2 separate regions of the Homo sapiens genome follow, and region 2 is linked to region 1. The links are chromatin loops, found by intact Hi-C in ENCODE. Cell type or tissue: chondrocyte. All regions are shown on one strand. Each heading gives the region's core, and the rest is flanking DNA. Links, peaks and the distances in the headings are about the cores only. Region 1 has its middle 29 kb from the start of MIR3616. Region 2 has its middle 38 kb from the start of NCOA3.

Region 1 (8,704 bases), core at 555-8,554:
TGCTCACTTGACTAAAAGATTCAAGAATGAGTGACCTCAGACCCCTTCAAATGCAAAACTCAAGACCCATCTTTAAAATTCAATTTATTTCTCTGAATCCCTGGACTCTGTTTCCTCTCCTTTGGCTTCGTTTGTAGGCAACATCCACATTCTTAGAGTGGAAGCTGTGGAAGACGTAATCCAACAAAGATTTTCATGAGTAAAGCATTGCTTAATTTTTAAAAGATAACTGCCTAGGACAGATAATCAGGTTAAATGTATTATGTGAGTTAATGTCCTTTAAATATTTTGAGTTGTTTCTTCCTGAGTTACTTGCAGCCAAAAGCGCTCCAACTGATATAGCACATAATAAATAGCATTACTAGTTTTTTTTTTTTCTTTTTTTTCTTTTTTTTTTTTGAGACAGAGTCTTGCTCTGTCACCCATGCTGGAGTGCAGTGGTGTGATCTCGGCTCACTGCAAGCTCTGCCTCCCGGGTTCGTGCCATTCTCCTGCCTCAGCCTCCTGAGTAGCTGGGACTACAGGTGCCTGCCACCACGCCCGGCTAATTTTTTTGTATTTTTTAGTAGAGACAGGGTTTCACCGTGTTAGCCAGGATGGTCTTGATCTCCTGACCTCGTGATCCACCCGCCTCAGCCTCCCAAAGTGCTGGGATTACAGATGTGAGCCACCGTGCCCAGCCTTTTTTTTTTTTTTTTTTTTTTTTTTGAGACAGTCTTGCTCTGTCACCCAGGCTGGAGTGCGATGGCATGATCTCGGCTCACTACAATGTCCACCTCCCAGGTTCAAGCGATTCTCCTGCCTCAGCCTCCTGAGTAGCTGGGATTACAGGCGCATGCCACCATGCCCAGCTAATTTTGTATTTTTAGTAGCGACAGAGTTTCACCATGTTAGCCAGGCTGGTCTCGAACTCCCAACCTCAGGTGATCTGCCCACCTCAGCCTTCCAAAGTGCTGGAATTACAGGCATGAGCCACAGCACCTGGCCAACACTTTATATTTTTTAAAATGCAACTGGTTCTTGTTTTTTGGTTGGTGGTGGTTTTTGGTGTTTGGTTTTGTTTTGGTTTGGTTTTGGGGGATTTTTGTGTGTGTGCGTTTTCTGGTTTTGATTGTTTTTTAGACAGGGTCTCACTCTTGTTACCCAGGCTGGAGTGCAGTGGCACAGTCATAGCTCACTGTAACCTCAAACTCCTGGGCTTAAGCGATCTCCCCACCTTAACTTCTGGAGTAGCTGGGATTACAGGCATGAGCCACCACACCCAGCTAATTTGGTTTTAAAACTTATAAAAAAATACTCAGGCCAGACATGATGGCTCACACCTGTAATCCCAGACCTTTGTGGGGGCCAAGGTGGGAGGATGGCTTGAGGCCAGGCGTTCCATACCAGACTGCAACATAGTGAGACCCCATCTCTACAAAAAACAAAAATAAAAAAATTAGCCAGGCCTGGTGGTACACGCCTGTAGTGCACGCTACTCAGGAGGCTGACGCAGGAGGCTCACTTAAGCCCAGCAGTTCAGGCTGCAGTGATTTATGATTATGCCACTGCACTCCAGCCTGGATGACAGAGTGAGACCCTGTCTCTAAAAATAAAAATAAAATATAAAAAAATGTCAGTGCAGTGGCTTACACCTATAATCCCAACACATTGGGAGCCGGAGGCAGAAGGATCACTTGAGCTCGGGAGTTCAAGATCAGCCTGGGCAACATAGTGAGACCCTGTCTCCACAAATAATTTAAAAAATTAGCCAGGTGTGACAGCATGCACTTATAGCCCAAGCTACCAGGGAGGCTGAGGTGGGAGAATCACTTGAGCCCAGGAGGTCAAGGCTGCAGTGAGCTGTGATCATGCCACTGCACACCAGCCTGGGTGACAAAGCGAGACCCTGTCTCAAAAAAAGAAAAGAAAAAAGTTCAACCTCACCTATAACAAGAGAAATGCAAATACGTTCATTGTCCACATTAGTTGGACAAAAATCTGAGAGTTTCATGACTCACGGTACTGATGAAGCTCATATATTGAAAACGATGAATGGATTACCTATAAGAGCACCTTTTTTTAAATTTTTTTAATTTTTTATTTTTGTAGAAACAGGGTCTCACTATGTTGCCCAGGCTGGTCTCAAACCCCTGGCCTCAAGTGATCTTCCCGCCTCAGCCTCCCAAAGTGCCGGGATTACAGGCATGTGCCATCTTGCCTGGCCCTATAGGAGCATCGTAAAGGTCAGATGTCAGTTTTGGAGACTTCTCTGTCAATAACCTGTGGCCCTCAGGAGCTTGTTTCCAGCCTTGGTTTCCCCCAAACAGCATCACTAGCCCTTTCTCTGTGTGCCCCACAGCATTGGGTAAAGGCTGTGGCCATGTGGGATGTAGCAAGAAAGACCCTTCTCTGAGGCCCCATTGTCCAACACAAGGTGGTCTCAGTGGTCTGAGAGCCAGGGACCCCTGGGAAAATCCTGTTAACAAGTTTCAAAGAGGCTGGAATATATCCACTCATCCATGCTCCTACAGCTCACCCATTCACAATTTTCAGTGTGATGAAGGCACTCTCCCACCTGTCACTCATATGTCTGATTTCATCAGCCTCCTGTAAGCAGCTGCATTCCTTAATTTCTTTTGAGACCAAGTCTCACTCTGTTGCCCAGGCTGGAGTGCAGTGGCATGATCTCAGCTCACTGCAACTTCTGCCTCCCGGGTTCAAGTGATTCTCATGCCTCAAGCCTCCCAAGTAGCTGGGACTACAGGTGTGAGCTACCACGCTCAGCTAATTTTCATATTTTTAGTAGAGATGGGGTTTCACTATGTTGGCCAGGGTAGTCTCGAACTCCTGACCTCAGGTGATCCACCCGCCTCAGCCTCCCAAAGTGCTGGGATTACAGGTGTGAGCCACCGCACCCGGCCCCTTCATTTCTTTTGTATCCTTTTAAAGTTTCTTTATGGAAATATGACAATATATTTCTTATTTCTTCTTCATTGTTACACAAAGGGTGGCATGTGCCATTGGCTTTTTTTCACTTAGCGATGTGTTTTGGAAATAGATCCGGGTTATGCACAGGTCTGTTATTTACCAGGTGCTCGTTTCAACTTCTGGATGCAGAGGTGAAAATGAGCAGATGAGGTCCCGACCGTCACAAAGTGCAGGGAACCGGACTGAAAGCGGCCCTATTGACACTGGGAGGTAGCCTTTGCCGCCAGTCAGCTGGGTCCCACAAGAAAAAAGGTTTTCGCCAGCCAGGAGCAGGGAACCAGCACACACCCCAGGTACAGGCTTCATTCAGGCTTGAGCCACAATCTGTGTCCCCTTCCAAGATCTGCCTTGAGGTCAGCAGGAGAGGAGGGGTCGTATGAGCCTCCGCAGGGAGGGGAAGGTGGCTCTTGGAGGCCTACTTTAGCCAACTTCAAGAAGACCTGTTGAAAGGGGTCCCAAGAAGAACTTCTTGACAGAGATGGCAGTATCTCTCCAGGGAACATTCAGGGGCCATAAAGGGGTCTTGGTGCTTGCCCAGGAGGTAAAATATTGAGGATCTTTTTGCTGGCTGAGATTTTAACTTTTAGGGCACACAGCATGGTACTGTTAGCTCAAAGAAGGAGGCTGCTTTCTTCCCCAGTACAGAGTCACTTCAGACAGTGCCTGGAGTCCGGAAGCAAGCATTGGGCTGATGCAGTGCAGACTCCCCCGAAAAGCATTTGCTGTGGACTCGCTGGTCACCTCTAAGGAGGTGACACTTGAACTCAGACCAGTACAACAAGAAAGGCCAGGGACAGCATTCCAGGGAGAGGTGCAGGAAATACACGGTTCCAGGCAGGACAAAGGAAGGAAAGGAAGCCGGTGTGGCTGGAGGCCAAGGCCAAGGTCAGAGGGTGCGAGCATGATAGGGCGCAAGGGCAAGGCCCGGCCAGATGTCGTGGGACCCTATTCATTTTGGATTTTAAATTGTATTCTAAATCCAGTGACAAGATATCAGAAGGTTTTAAGCAGGGTGCTTAAAACCAATCAGGTTTTAAACAGGAGGGTGCTGTGATATGATTGATATTCTCAAAATCACCCTGGCTGCCATGGAAAGAATGGCTAGAAGGGGCAGGATGAAGCGTCTGGGCAAGGGATTCCTTCATACATTTTAAATTTTTTTTATTTTATAATTAATATAAAGTCTATTGCACAAATCTCAAATCTCAAGTATTTTTACGTATGATTATGCTGGGATAATTACAGCACCCAGATCAAGATGGAAAACGTTTCCAGGCAAAAGGCTGGCTCCCTCGCACCCCTGCCCAGTCTATATCCGCATTCCATGACTGTTCCGGTTCCTGTCGCTAAGGTAGTTTGGCCAGATCTAGAACTTCATATAAATGGACTCAGAGCGTAATCTTTGGTGCCTGGCTTCTTTGACTCAGAATGTTTTTGAGGTGTACCCATGTTGTGGCACGGACCTGTGGTTCATTCTGGCAAGAGGAGAATTCGCGTTAAAAACGATGGACCATTTTTCCCTAATATTTTGAGCCCCATGATGCAAGCTCAGCGCCCGAGAAGCTGTGCTCATCTGCAACCACCAGGGGGCAGTGCGGCCCCACAGCTGACCCAGCCGCCCGCAGGTGCCACTTGAAGTGGGACCCGGAAAGAGCAATAACGCAAGCCTTCCGAGAAAGGATTCTCAAGGCGTCTGCTTTGGGCTGCGCCGGGCTACAGGGATTGCTCTGATGATACTGCAGCACCGTCGACGATATGTTAGGCCCAAGAGGTCATGGTAAGGTGACCTTCTACAGTGACCATAGTGGTGGCCTCGGTTGACACAATGTCTATGCAGGAGGCAGATGGACGCTGTGGTGGCCTCGAGAGTGGCCCAGCCACCTACAGGGCTGGGAAACGCTGTTCCTGCACTCTGCCCAGCTTTAGACATGGGCCGCGCCAGTGTTTAATAATGTAATTGTAACAATGGCTTCAATTGTCTGGGAGAAATGTTAGGTTGGTAGGTTGGTTGGTTGGTTGGTTTGAGATAGGGTCTCACTTTGTTGCCCAGGCTGGAGTCAAGTGGTGCGACCGCAGCTTCCTCGACCTCCCAGGCTCAAGTGATCCTCCTACCTCAGCCTCCTGAGTAGCTGGGACTACAGCCGTGCACCACCACACCTGGCTGAATTTTTTGTATTTTTTGTGGAGATTTTGCCATGTTGACCAGGCTGGTCTCAAACTCCTGGGCTCAAGCAATTCACCCACCTCAGCCTCCCAAAGTGCTGGGATTACAGGCATGAGCCACCGAGCCCAGCCGGATTTATTTTTATATCCTGAAGTTCATCTGAGAGTGATGATAATCCGGCTCTAGCCAAATGCTGATTTTATAATTCAACCATTTGGCCGTGTGCAGTGGCTTACACCTATAATTCCCAGCATTTTGGGAGGCTGAATCGGGAGGATCGCTTGAGCCCCAGAAGTTTGAGGCTGCAGTCACAATCACATCACTGCCCTCCAGCCTAGGTGACAGAGAAAGGCAAGACCATGTATCAAAAATCTCAAAAAAAGGCTGAAGCAGGTGGATCACTTGAGGTCATCAGTTCGAGACCAGCCTGGCCAACATGGTGAAACCCCGTCTCTACTAAAAATACAAAAAAAATTAGCTGGGCATGGTGGTGCATGCCTGTAATCCCGGCTACTCGGGAGGCTGAGGCAAGAGAATTGCCTGAACCCAAGAGGCGGAGATTGCAGTGAGTCGAGATCACGCCACTTCACTCCAGCCTGGGCGACAGAGCGAGACTCCATCTCAAAAAAGAAAAAAAAATAAATTCAACCATTAAGTATTTGGTATTTGTTTGGGGTTTTGGTTTTATTTTGAGACAGAGTCTCGCTCTGTCGCCCAGGCTGGAGTGCAGTGACATGATCTCGTCTCACTGTAATCTCCGCCTCCCGGGTTCAAGCGATTCTTGTGCCTCAGCCTCCCGAGTAGCTGGGACTACAGACGCATGCCACCACACCTGGCTAATTTTTGTATTTTTAGTAGAGATGGGGCTTCGCCATGTTGGCCAGGCTGGTCTTGAACTCCTGGCCTCAAGTGATCCTCCCGCCTCAGCCTCCCAAAGTTCTGGGATTACAGGTGTGAGCCACAGCACCCAGCCAAGTATTTGGTGTTTGGTAAACTCCAGCTCTAGGTGACGGGGGAGCCTCTTTGCCCTTGCATCCCCTACCCAACTCCATGGGGATCTGGGCCCACAGAGACCTACCCACCTCTCCCTCAGCCCCTGAAGTCTACTGGCCCCCTTGTGGGGTAATAAGAAATGCATATTACATATTACATCAAGACCCAGTACAGCACATACATATGTGTGTGTATAAATAGGAGTGTATGTATATCATGTATGTGTGTATAACTCAGTTTCACAAAGCAATGCTTACCAAACAACTGTGACACATTCTATAATTTTTCCATCCTGCTGTTTTTCAGTGATGCAGGTTCCAATCTGCAAAATCAATTTCACAACCCATGGATTGGAAACCACTGGTTTAGAACAAGGATTGGCACATAAGCTCATCCAAGTGATTGTTTTTATAAGCCCCATTTAACAGAGGGTGAAACTGAGACTCAGGAGGTGTCGTGGCTTGCCTGTGATTCACAGCTGGAGGCGGGCAGAGCTGAGACTCCGATCCTGCACTCTCTGACTCAGGTTGCAAACTCTGGTCCACAGATACATTTTATTACTCTTCACATGATTTTTTTCATACTTTGACCCGATTATATAAAACTTGGGTGATTTCACTCAAAATGTAAATTTTCAACTTCTCTAAAATTCAAGTGGATCCCTTGGCCTGCATTTGCACATGAGCAGCTAAAGCCATCCCATGGCCACCCCTGTGAGCTGACTCGGGGGCTCTCCAGGTTGACCCGTTCGCCACAGTCCTCACCATGCTGTGTTTTTTGTTTTTTTAATTTTTTTTTCTTTTTTTTGAGACAGAGTCTCGCTCTGTTGCCAAGACTGGAGTGCGGTGGCACGAGCTTGGCTCACTACAACCTCCAACTCCTAGGTTCAAGCAATTCTCCTGTTTCAGCCTCCCGAGTAGCTGGGATTACAGACAGGCACCACCACACCTGGCTGATTTTTTGTATTTTTATTAGAGATGGAGTTTCACCATGTTGGTCAAGCTGGTCTCGAACTCCTAACCTCAGGTGATCCACATGCCTCAGCCTCCCAAAGTGCTGGGATTACAGGCGCGAGCCACCGCGCCCGGCCACCATGCTGTGTTTTCTCCCTGACACCCCGAAGTCAAGCATCGGTTGCCATTGATCCACACACCAGCCAGCTGTTATTCTCATAGTGGAGAAATATTTTTTCTGTCAAAAGTGGAAAAATAAAAACTAAACCAAAGGGCTTACATATTTCAAGAAAAGCAATGGTGGAACACGGTGGCTCACACCTGCAATCACAGTGCTTCGGGAGACTGAGGTGGGAGAATCATTTGAGCCCAGGAGTTTGAGACCAGGCCGGGCAATATAGTGAGACCCCCATCTCTACAAAAATAAATAAGTAACTGGGCGTAGTGGTGTGCACTTGTGGTCCCAGCCACTCGGGAGGCTGAGGCAGGAGGATGGCTTGAGCCCAGGAGGTCGAGGTTGTAGTGAGCTATGATTGTGCCACTTTGCAGTGAGCTATGATTGTGTCACTGCACTCCAGCCTGGGCAACAGAGGGAGACCCTGTCTCAAAAAAAAAAAAAAAGATTAAAAAAATGCACAGATTATTCAAACACGTGTTTTTGTTGTTATTGTTGTTGTTTGGTTTTTGGTTTTTTGAGACGAAGCTTCGTTCTTTCTCCCAGGCTGTAGTGAAGTGGCGCGATCTCGGCTCACTGCAACCTCCGCCTCCCAGGTTCAAACAATTTTCCTGCCTCAGCCTCTCAAGTAGCTGGAATTACAGGCACTCGCCACCACGCCCGGCTAATTTTTGTATTTTTAGTAGAGACTGTAATGCCTAAGCTTGTTTTTACTAACCTTGTTTTTAGACTCTCCCTCTTTCCTTTAATCACCTAGCCTTAGTTCCACCTTAATTGACTCTCCCTTAGCTAAGAGAGCCAGACAGACTCCATCTTGGCTCTTTCACTGGCAGCGCCTTCCTCAAGGACTTAACTTGTGCAAACTGACTCCCAGCACATCCAAGAATGCAATTCACTGATAAGATAATGTGGCGAGCAATATCCGCAGTTCCCAGGAATTCGCCTGATTGATAACGCCCAAAAAAAGCCCCGCGTCTATCACCTTGTAATAATCTTAAAGCCTCTGCACCTAGAACTGTTTACTTTCCTGTAACCATTTATCCTTTTAACTTTTTTGCCTACTTTATTTCTGTAAAATTGTTTTAACTAGACCCCCCCCCTTTCTAAACCAAAGTATAAAAGAAAATCTAGCCCCTTCTTCAAGGCCGAAAGAACTTTAAGCGTAAGCCATCTCTTAGCCGCCGGCTAAATAAACAGACTTAATTCGTCTCAAAAGTGTGGTGTTTTCTCTAACTCGCTCCCGTGCAACAAGACGGGGGTTTCACCATGTTGGCCAGGCTGGTCTCGAACTTCTGACCTCAGGTGATCCATCCACCTCGGCCTCCTAAAGTGCTAGGATTACAGGCGTGAGTCACCGCGCCTGGCCTCTAACATGTTTACTATACAAAGAAAGCATATCTATGTCAGTGTTACCCCAGCCTGTTTCCCTAGCTTATATCCCCTGCCTGG
Region 2 (8,704 bases), core at 534-8,533, 270 kb after region 1:
CCCAGTGCTTTGGGAGCCCAAGGTCGGCGTCAGGAGCTGGATGTGGTGGTGTGTGCCTGTAATCCCAGCTACTCAGGAGGCGGAGGCAGGAGAATTGCTTGACCCGGGAGGCAGAGGTTGCAGTGAGCTGAGATTGTGCCACTGCACTCCAGCCTGGGCTACAGAGCAAGACTCTGTCTCAAAAAAAAAAAAAAAAAATTAACAATAATTCCTAATGTCATCAAATATGCAGGTACTTGATATATTCAAATTTCCCAGCTGAGAGCATTTCTTTGCTGAACTCTTTGTACCCTGTAACATTGGGACTCACTCCCTGACGTCCAGCGATTGGATGCTGTGTCAGAGAACACAAGGAACAGTAGAGCCTGTGTTTACCTTTATTTATCAATGCAATTTTTCAACAATTTATGAGAACAGTTGCCAGAAAATTATGCGGCACATAGACAGTGTTATAGTTAATCTACTGGCTAAGGGATGCCCAGGTAGCTGGTAAAACATTTCCAGGAGGGTGTTTCCAGAAGGGATTAGCATTTGAAACAATAGACTGAGTAAAGAAGAACCTTGCTCGCCAGCATGCATGGACATCACCCAATCCTTGAGGGTCTGAATTGAAGAAAAAGGCAGAGGGAGGATGAATTCTCTCTCTGTTTCAGCTGAGACATCCACCTTCTCCTGCCATTGGACATCTCGGGCCTTCTGACTTGGACCAGGACAGATGCTGTTGGCTCCCTTGGTCCTCAGGCTTTCAGATTCGTACTGGAACCGCATCACCAGCTTTCTCGGGCCTCCAGCTTGCAGATGGCAGATAGTGGGACTTCTCCGCCTCCATAATCCTATGAATCAATCCCTGTAATAAATCTCTTCCTGTTCATAACTATCTATCTATTTATCTGTCTATCTATCTATCTATCTACCTACCTACCTACCTATTATCTGTCTACCTATCGCTGATTTTTTTTTTTGAGATGGAGTCTCACTCTATTGCTCAGGCTGGAGTGCAGTGGTGTGATCTTGCCTCACTGCAACCTCTGCCTTCTGGGTTCAAGCGATTCTCCTGCCTCAGCCTCCCAAGTAGCTGGGACTACAGGCATGTGCCACCACGCCCAGCTAATTTTTGTATTTTTAGTAGACATGAGGTTTCACCATGTTGCCCAGGCTGTTTTCGAATTCCTGACCTCAGGTGATCCGCCCATCTCAGCCTCCCAAAGTGGTGGGATTACGGGCATTACCTATCATCTATTTATCTCTTTATTATCTATCTATCTATCTATCTATCTATCTATCTATCATCTGGTATCTATCACCTATCTCATCTATGATCTATCAATCTATTATCTATCATCTATCTATTAATCTATTATCTATCAATCTATCACCTATCAATCTATTTCTATTATTTATCTATTATAAATCAATCTATTGCTCTATCTGCCTATCATCTATTTATCATCTATCTACCTATCATCTATTTATGTACCTATCTACCTATCATCTATTTATCATCTATTATCTATCACTTATCTATCATCTATCAATCTACACTTGATTTTAGCCAAAAGGCCAAGAGGCGATCTATCTATCATCTATCAATCTATTATCTATCATCTATTAATATAATTATCTATCTATCTATCTATCTATCTATCTATCTATCTATCTATCCTACTGGTTCTATTTCCCTGGAGAACCCTGACTAACACAGGCGGTAAGTAAGTTGTAGTGGTAACTGGGTTTGAGTCTGCCTCCTCCACTCCTCAACCACTTGAATCTCTCTATGCCCTGCCTTAGCCACCTATGAAATGGGAATAATTACAGCAAGGCCAACTCTTCTTCTTTTTTGGAGACGGAGTCTCACTCTTTCACCCAGCCTGGAGTGCAGTGGTGCGATTTCAGCTCACTGCAACCTCCGCCTCCTGGGTTCAAGTAATTCTCCTGCCTCAGCCTCCGGAGTAGCCGGCTAATTTTTTTGTATTTTTAGTAGAGACGGGGTTTCACCTTGTTGCCCAGGCTGATTTCAAACTCCTGAGCTCAGGCTAACCGCCTGTCTTGGCCAAGTCTTCTTAATGTCTGTTCAGCATCTCTTCTCCCTGTCTTCCTTTTGTCACTGGAACCCCCCCATAGGATGCCCTAACACACAGATTTTGGTATGAGTGTGTTCGGCCCCATCTAACTGAGGATGCATCGGAGAGGTCAGATGTGCACATTCACTGTGAAGGGACAGCCTTGAACGTGGACCCACACAGGGGTGATTACTGGTGATGAAAACTCCCTTGAGTTTTACTGAGTTGCATTGCCAGAAGTGACATGATTGTCTAAAGTAGTGAACAAGTTTTGGTAATGTTCCAAACAAAAGAAAGTACAGGCTTCCTTTAATTTATACAGAAGTGACCTTTGTGGAAAATTCAATAATATTGTCTTAAGTCTGTTTTTTGTTGCTTATAACAGAAATAACATAATACATAAAACTTGGTAATTTATAAATAAAAGGAATTATTACTTTTTTAATTTTTAATTTATGTGGGTACATAGTAGGTACATATATGAGGAATTATTTCTTACAATTATGGAGGCTAAGTCCCAGGCTCGAGGGGCTGCATCTGATGAGTGCCTTCTTGCTGTTGGGGACTCTTTGCAGAGACCCAAAGAAGCACAGGGCATCCCATGAAGAGGGGCCTGAGCAGCTACCTGAGGTCTCTCTTCTTCTTCTTCTAAAGCCACAAGTCCCACTCTATGACAACTCATTAATCCATTTACCCATTAACTCATTAATCTATTAATTCATGAATGGATGAATCCATTCATGAGAGCTTTCATGACCCAATCACTTCTGTTTTTTGTTTTTCTGTTTTTTTTTTTTTTCTTTTTGAGACAGAGTCTTACTCTGTCACCCAGGCTGGAGTGTAGTGGCACGATCTCGGTTCACTGCAACCTCCGGCCTCCTTGGTTCAAGCAATTCTTCTGACTCAGCCTCCCCAGTAGCTGGGATTACAGGCATGCATCATCATACCTGGCTAATTTTTGTATTTTTAGTAGAGATGAGGGTTTCACCATGTTGGCCAGGCTGGTCTTGAACTGACCTCAGGTGATCTGCCCGCCTCGGCCTCCTAAAGTGCTGGGATTACAGGTATGAGCCACTGGGCCAAGCCCAATCACTTCTTAAAGGCTGAACCTCTCAGTACTGCCACATTGGGTATTAAGTTTCAACATGAATTTTCAAGGGGACAGTCAAACCATAGCAGATAGAAGTGTGCAAAAAAACGCAATCAGACCAGGTGCGATGGCTCACGTCTATAATCCCAGCACTTTGGGAGGCTGGTGGGTGGATAACCTGAGGTCATGAGTTCAAGACCAACCTGGACAACACGGCAAAACCCCGTCTCTACTAAAAATACAAAAACTAGCCAGGTGTGGTGGCGCCTGCCTGTAGTCCCAGCTACTCAGGAGGCAGAGGCGGGAGAATCACTTGAACCAGGAGGCGGAGTTTGCAGTTAGCTGAAATCATGCCACTGCCTGGGCGACACAGCGAGACTGTCACAAAAAACAAAGAAACAAACAAACAAATGCCTTTTTTAGGAATGAGGAAGACACAGAGAGTTCATACATGTGCCCAAGGCCACATTAAGCTCCTAACTGCTATAAACTAGCTGCCTAAATAGAAAGAATGTTCTAGAAGGACAGAGCAGAAAGGCTCAGAGTGGTTACCTCTGAAGAAGGGTGAAGGAAAGGGTACAAGGAGAAGGCTGGGTGTGGTGGATCATGCTCATAATCCTAGCACCTTGGGAGGCTGAGGCAGGCAGATCGCTTGAGGCCAGGAGTTTGAGACCATCCTGGGCAACACAGCAAGACTCTCTAAAAAATAAATAAATGCTAGCCAGGCGTGGTGGCGCATGCCTGTAATCCCAGCTACTCAGGAGGCTGAGTCAGGAGAATTGCTTGAACCCAGGAGGCGGAGGTTGCAGTGAGCCGAGATTGCACCATTGCACTCCCGCCTAGGCAACAAGAGCGAAACTCCGTCTCAAAAAATAAAAAATAAAAATAAATAAATAAATAAATACAACTTAAAAATAATATAGGTTAACTATAATACCTAATAAAGTTTGACATTTACCTACTGCTGACCCAGTAATTCCACTCTTGGATTAAGAGAAATGTGTGCCCATGTCCATAAAAATACTTGTTCCAGGCCAGGTGTGGTGGCTCATGCCTGTAATCCTAGCACTTTGGGAGGCTGAGGAGGGCGGATCACCTGAGGAAAAAAATTAGCTGGGCGTGGTGGTGCGCGCCTGTAGTCCCAGCTACTCAGGAGGCTGAGGTAAGAGAATCGCTTGAACCCAGGAGGTGGAGGTTGCAGTGAGCTGAGATCTTGCCATTGCACTCCAGCCTGGGCAACAGGGCAAGATTCCATCTCAAAAAAAAAGAAAAAAAAATTTGTTCCAGAATGTTCATAGAAGCTTGTTTCATAATAGTCCAAACTGGAAACAACCAAGTGCCCGACAACAAGAGGGTAAACAAATGATGGTATGGTCCCAAAATGGAATTCTACTCAACAACAGCCAGGAAAGAATTACTGGGGCATCCAGCGTGACTCAATCTGAAAAGCATTATTTGAGTGAAAGAAGCCAGATACATGAGTTCATGCCGGATGCAGTGGCTCACGCCTGTCATCCCAGCACTTTGGGAAGCTGAGGCAGGTGGATCATTTGAGGTCAGGGGTTTGAGACCAGCCTGGCCAACATGGTGAGACCATGTTCCTACAAAAAATAAAAAAATTAGCCAGGCGTGGTGGCGGACACCTGTAATCCCAGCTACTTGGGAGGCTGAGGCAGGAGAATCCCTTGAACAAGGGAGGCGGAGGTTGCAGTGAGCCAAGATCATGCCTCTGCACTCCAGCCTGGGTGACAGAGCGAGACTCTGTTTCAAAAAAGAAAAAAAAGAGTTCATTCTGTATGATTCCATTTATGTGGAGTCTAAGAATAGAGAAAACTAAGGGTGATAAAGGTCAGGATAGTGGTTATCTTGTTTTGGGAAGGGGCAAGAGGGAACTTTCTGGGGGATGGAAATGTTCTGTGTCCTAGGGGATGTTTGGCACTGTCTGGAGAGGTTTTTGATTGTCACAACTGGTGGTGGGGGTGCTACTGGCATTTAGTGGGTAGAGGCCAGAGATGCTGCTAAACTGAATCTTACAATGCACAGGATTACCCCAAAACAATTATCTGGCCGGAAATGTCAATCGGGCTGAGAGTGAGAAATTTTGGTATATGATTTAAATTGCTTAAACACGATCAAGGCATTTCTGCATCCTTGTGGGCATTTGCCATTACTACAGGCAATATTTGAGTGACGGAGACGGCTAGTTATCCTTAGGATATAGAGTTGTCATTGGAAAGCAGCCAGGGACAATATTTCCCAATCCCCTTTGCATCTGGGTACAGCCTGTGATTCATTCTGCAAATAGAATGTGAGCAAAAGCAATGTGTATTAGCTCTGCACAAAGCAGTTGAGAAACATGTGCGCCTTTTCCATTCTCCTTCCCCTGCCACCACTGGATGCAGACATCAACGATGAGGCCCCAGGGATGGAGGAAAGCTGTCAGTCAACTGGCAATGCAGCGCTAGAGGAGATAAACTTCTATTATGCAAGCCTCTGAAATGTGAGCGTTATTTGTTACAGTGGCTAGCGTTACTCTAATAGAGTATTCAACAAAAAAAATATAGTCTTTGAAGGGCAGGTCTCCCAAACTGATATATTAAGGGGCAGTTAATCTCACTTGTAAATTCTCTGAGAGCAGGGATCATGTGCTACACATTTTCTTAATCTTCGATAATGCTAAGTACCATGTTGAGCAAATGACATGTTTCTTTCTCTCTCCTTCCACCCCCGCCCCCAAAGTCCTATGACTTCCTGGGTTGGAAGAGAATGTAAGTGTTCTTTTGTAATCTTTCCAGGACACCATTAATGGAACCACAGAACACCAACTTTCACACTCTAATTCCATGTGTTTTGGAATAAGATTTACTTTGCCCCATGCTCCAGAGTTGGGTCCTGATTGGCTTACATCAATCAAAGTCTTTTCTTTACCCTGGCCTTCCCACTCTGTCACCCAGGTTGGAGTGGCACAATCTCGGCTCACTGCAACCTCTGCCTCCTAGGTTCAAGTGATTCTCCTGCTTCAGCCTCCTGAGTAGCTGGGATTACAGGCACATGCCACCACGCCAGGCTAATTTTTTGTATTTTTTTAGTAGAGACAGGCTTTCACCATGTTGGTCAGGCTGGTCTCAAACTCCTGACCTCAGTTGATCCGCCCGCCTTGGCCTCCCAAAGTGCTGGGACTATAGGCGTGAGCCACCACGCCCGGCCTCCCTGGTCTTCTTGTTAGGGTTCGCAGATGAACACATCACTGAGTGAGAGGCAATGAGATCCAAGGTTTTATCTGGGACTCCGGAAGGGAAGCAGTTTCTTCCCTTTCAAGAGAAAGCCCTGAGCATATGCTTTTCTCCTGTGTGGTGGTGTCGGTTTGGGAGGCTTCAGTTACTACAGTAACTTTGCCACCAAGAGAGCAACTCTTTCAAGTTGTCAAGGATCCATAGGTATAGATAGTTCTCAGGGGCTCAAATATTGTCAGAACCTAAATTCTTTCTCTGCCTCTCTTAGTGTGTTAGATATTCTCACTCGTGATGCCACGATAATGCCCACAATTTCAGACATTCAAGTCATAACAACACGTTTCTGTTAATGAGAAAAACCTTTCCCAGCGTGCAGCGGAGTTTTTTTCTTGTCTTATTGGCTAGAGGGCATCACGTGATAAGCCTAAACCAACCACTGACAAGTGGTCTGGATCACCGTGATTGGTTCATATGTATTCCTCAGGCTGGGGTTGGGACTGGGATCCATCTCCCTGGAAGCACATGGCCAGCAGGAGAGGGGTGGACATCTGGTCCCAACCAGAATTCTCATTTAAAAAGGAAGAAAAGTTTTTGAGTAGGCCAACAATAATGTCTGCTATGTATCCTGCCATTTGTGGTGGTATATTTATCAGTCAATTGCAAGTAACAAAAAACCAAAAAGAAAAAAGATGTTAGGGAGAAATGTATTGGCTGGCACAACTCAAAAGTTCAGAGTTTCCCAGCTTCAGGCATGGCTGGATCTGAGCAACAAGGTCATAATTATTTGGTCTCTGTTTTTATTGCTCATCTCCGCTTTATTCTCAGGCAGAATCTTACCGAGTGGTGGCTCCAGCAACTACAGACTTACTTCCTACCAAGTTAGCAATTCCAGAGGAATCTTTTAGGCAACTGTTGCAACAAAAGTTTAAGAACTGAGCCTCAAAGACTTGGCTTGGATCACAACCCCATTCTTGAACCAATCACTGTACCCAGAAGGAATGAAAAATTCTAACTGGTCAAACCATTTCTTTTTTTTTTTTTTTTTTTTTTTTTTGAGATAGGTCTTTTGCTCTGTTGCCCAGGCTGGAATACATAGCTCACTGTGGCCTCAAACTCTGGGTTCAAGTGATCCTCCCACCTCAGCTTCCCAAGTAGCTGAGATTAGTGGTGTGCACCACCACGTCTAACTAATTTTTTAAATTTTTTGTAGAAACAGGGCCTTTCTATGTTGGAAGAGGGTCAGGCGGGCGACTTGAGAAATCAAGCGCTCTGTTTTACCTGTGATTTGTGTTTCATATGCTGACATACTTCCGGGGTCTTGAGTTCCTTCTCCCGTGATTTTTCACTGGGGATGGGCTGTCTGCACGTGCAATGTGTTTATTGGAGTTGTGTACGTGCTCACTTGAGGCATTCTTCCCTTACCAGTTGAATGTCCCTAGACGGTCATCAGTTAAACTTTGCCATTTTGCCTCTTAATTCCCATGCTTGAGCCCATTTACCCAGTCCTGAGATCTTACTGGGAAGCTGCTGATCACCAGTTTCAGGTTGTTGTTTTTTTTCTGCTTATTGGGAGACTGCCTTTCCCTGGAGTCGGCTGAGACCAATCATTATTTTAGAGAGATAGTTAACAACCGCCTGAGCATCACCTGATGGTCACCTCTGGTCACCTGACATTCCTGGTGTGTGTGTGTTGTGGGGGAACTCTCTCTTGCTCTGTTCATGTCTGACTAGCTACCTACTGTAACAGCTGCACCACTGCATTCCAGCCTGGGTGACAGAGCGAGACGCTGTCTCAAAAAAAAAAAAAGGTGATTTGTGGCGATGGCAAAAATCTCAAAGGCGTTACATGAGTCACTGAAATTTGGGGAACTCTGATAGACCCAGGTTCTATCCTGGACTTTATTTGGCTGAACCAAACTGAACAAAAATTCCCTTGCATGAAAACTGGTGCTGGAGGAATATTTTCTTTGATTGATTGATTGAGGCAGGGTCTCACTGTCACCCAGGCTGGCATTGAGTGATGGAATCACGGCTCACTGCAGCCTCAACTTCCCGGCCTCAGGTGATCCTCCTGCCTCAGCCTCTCAAGTAGCTGGGACCATGGGCGCACACCCAGCTACCCAGCTAATTGATTTTTGTGGGGTTTTTTTTTTTTTTTTGAGATGGAGTCTCACTCTGTCACCCAGGCTAGAGTGCAATGGCTCGGTCTCGGCTCACTGCAACCTCCGCCTCCCAAGTTCAAGCAATTCTCCTGCCTCAGCCTCCCAAATAGCTGGGACTACAGGCACGTGCCACCACACCCAGCTAATGTTTGTATTTTT

Evidence for each region. Peaks named below come from ENCODE experiments on the same cell type or tissue, not always from the same donor. Only the 100,000 strongest peaks of a DNase experiment are listed, where the experiment ranks them.
Region 2: a loop joins it to region 1, with 2.9 times the contacts of the local background. A loop is called at or near these places in 6 of 110 quality-filtered maps.

The regions. Positions count from the first base shown.
Region 1 is chr20:47,191,981-47,200,684 of GRCh38, forward strand. No RefSeq gene overlaps it. Among named protein-coding and RNA genes, the nearest start is that of MIR3616, 29 kb to the left of the region's middle. In chondrocyte, for the core only: CTCF peaks have their summits at 4,554 (motif pointing right) and 6,279; no DNase peak of the experiment used is centred there.
Region 2 is chr20:47,459,154-47,467,857 of GRCh38, forward strand. No RefSeq gene overlaps it. Among named protein-coding and RNA genes, the nearest start is that of NCOA3, 38 kb to the right of the region's middle. RefSeq lists a silencer at 5,312-5,606. In chondrocyte, for the core only: a CTCF peak has its summit at 5,259; no DNase peak of the experiment used is centred there.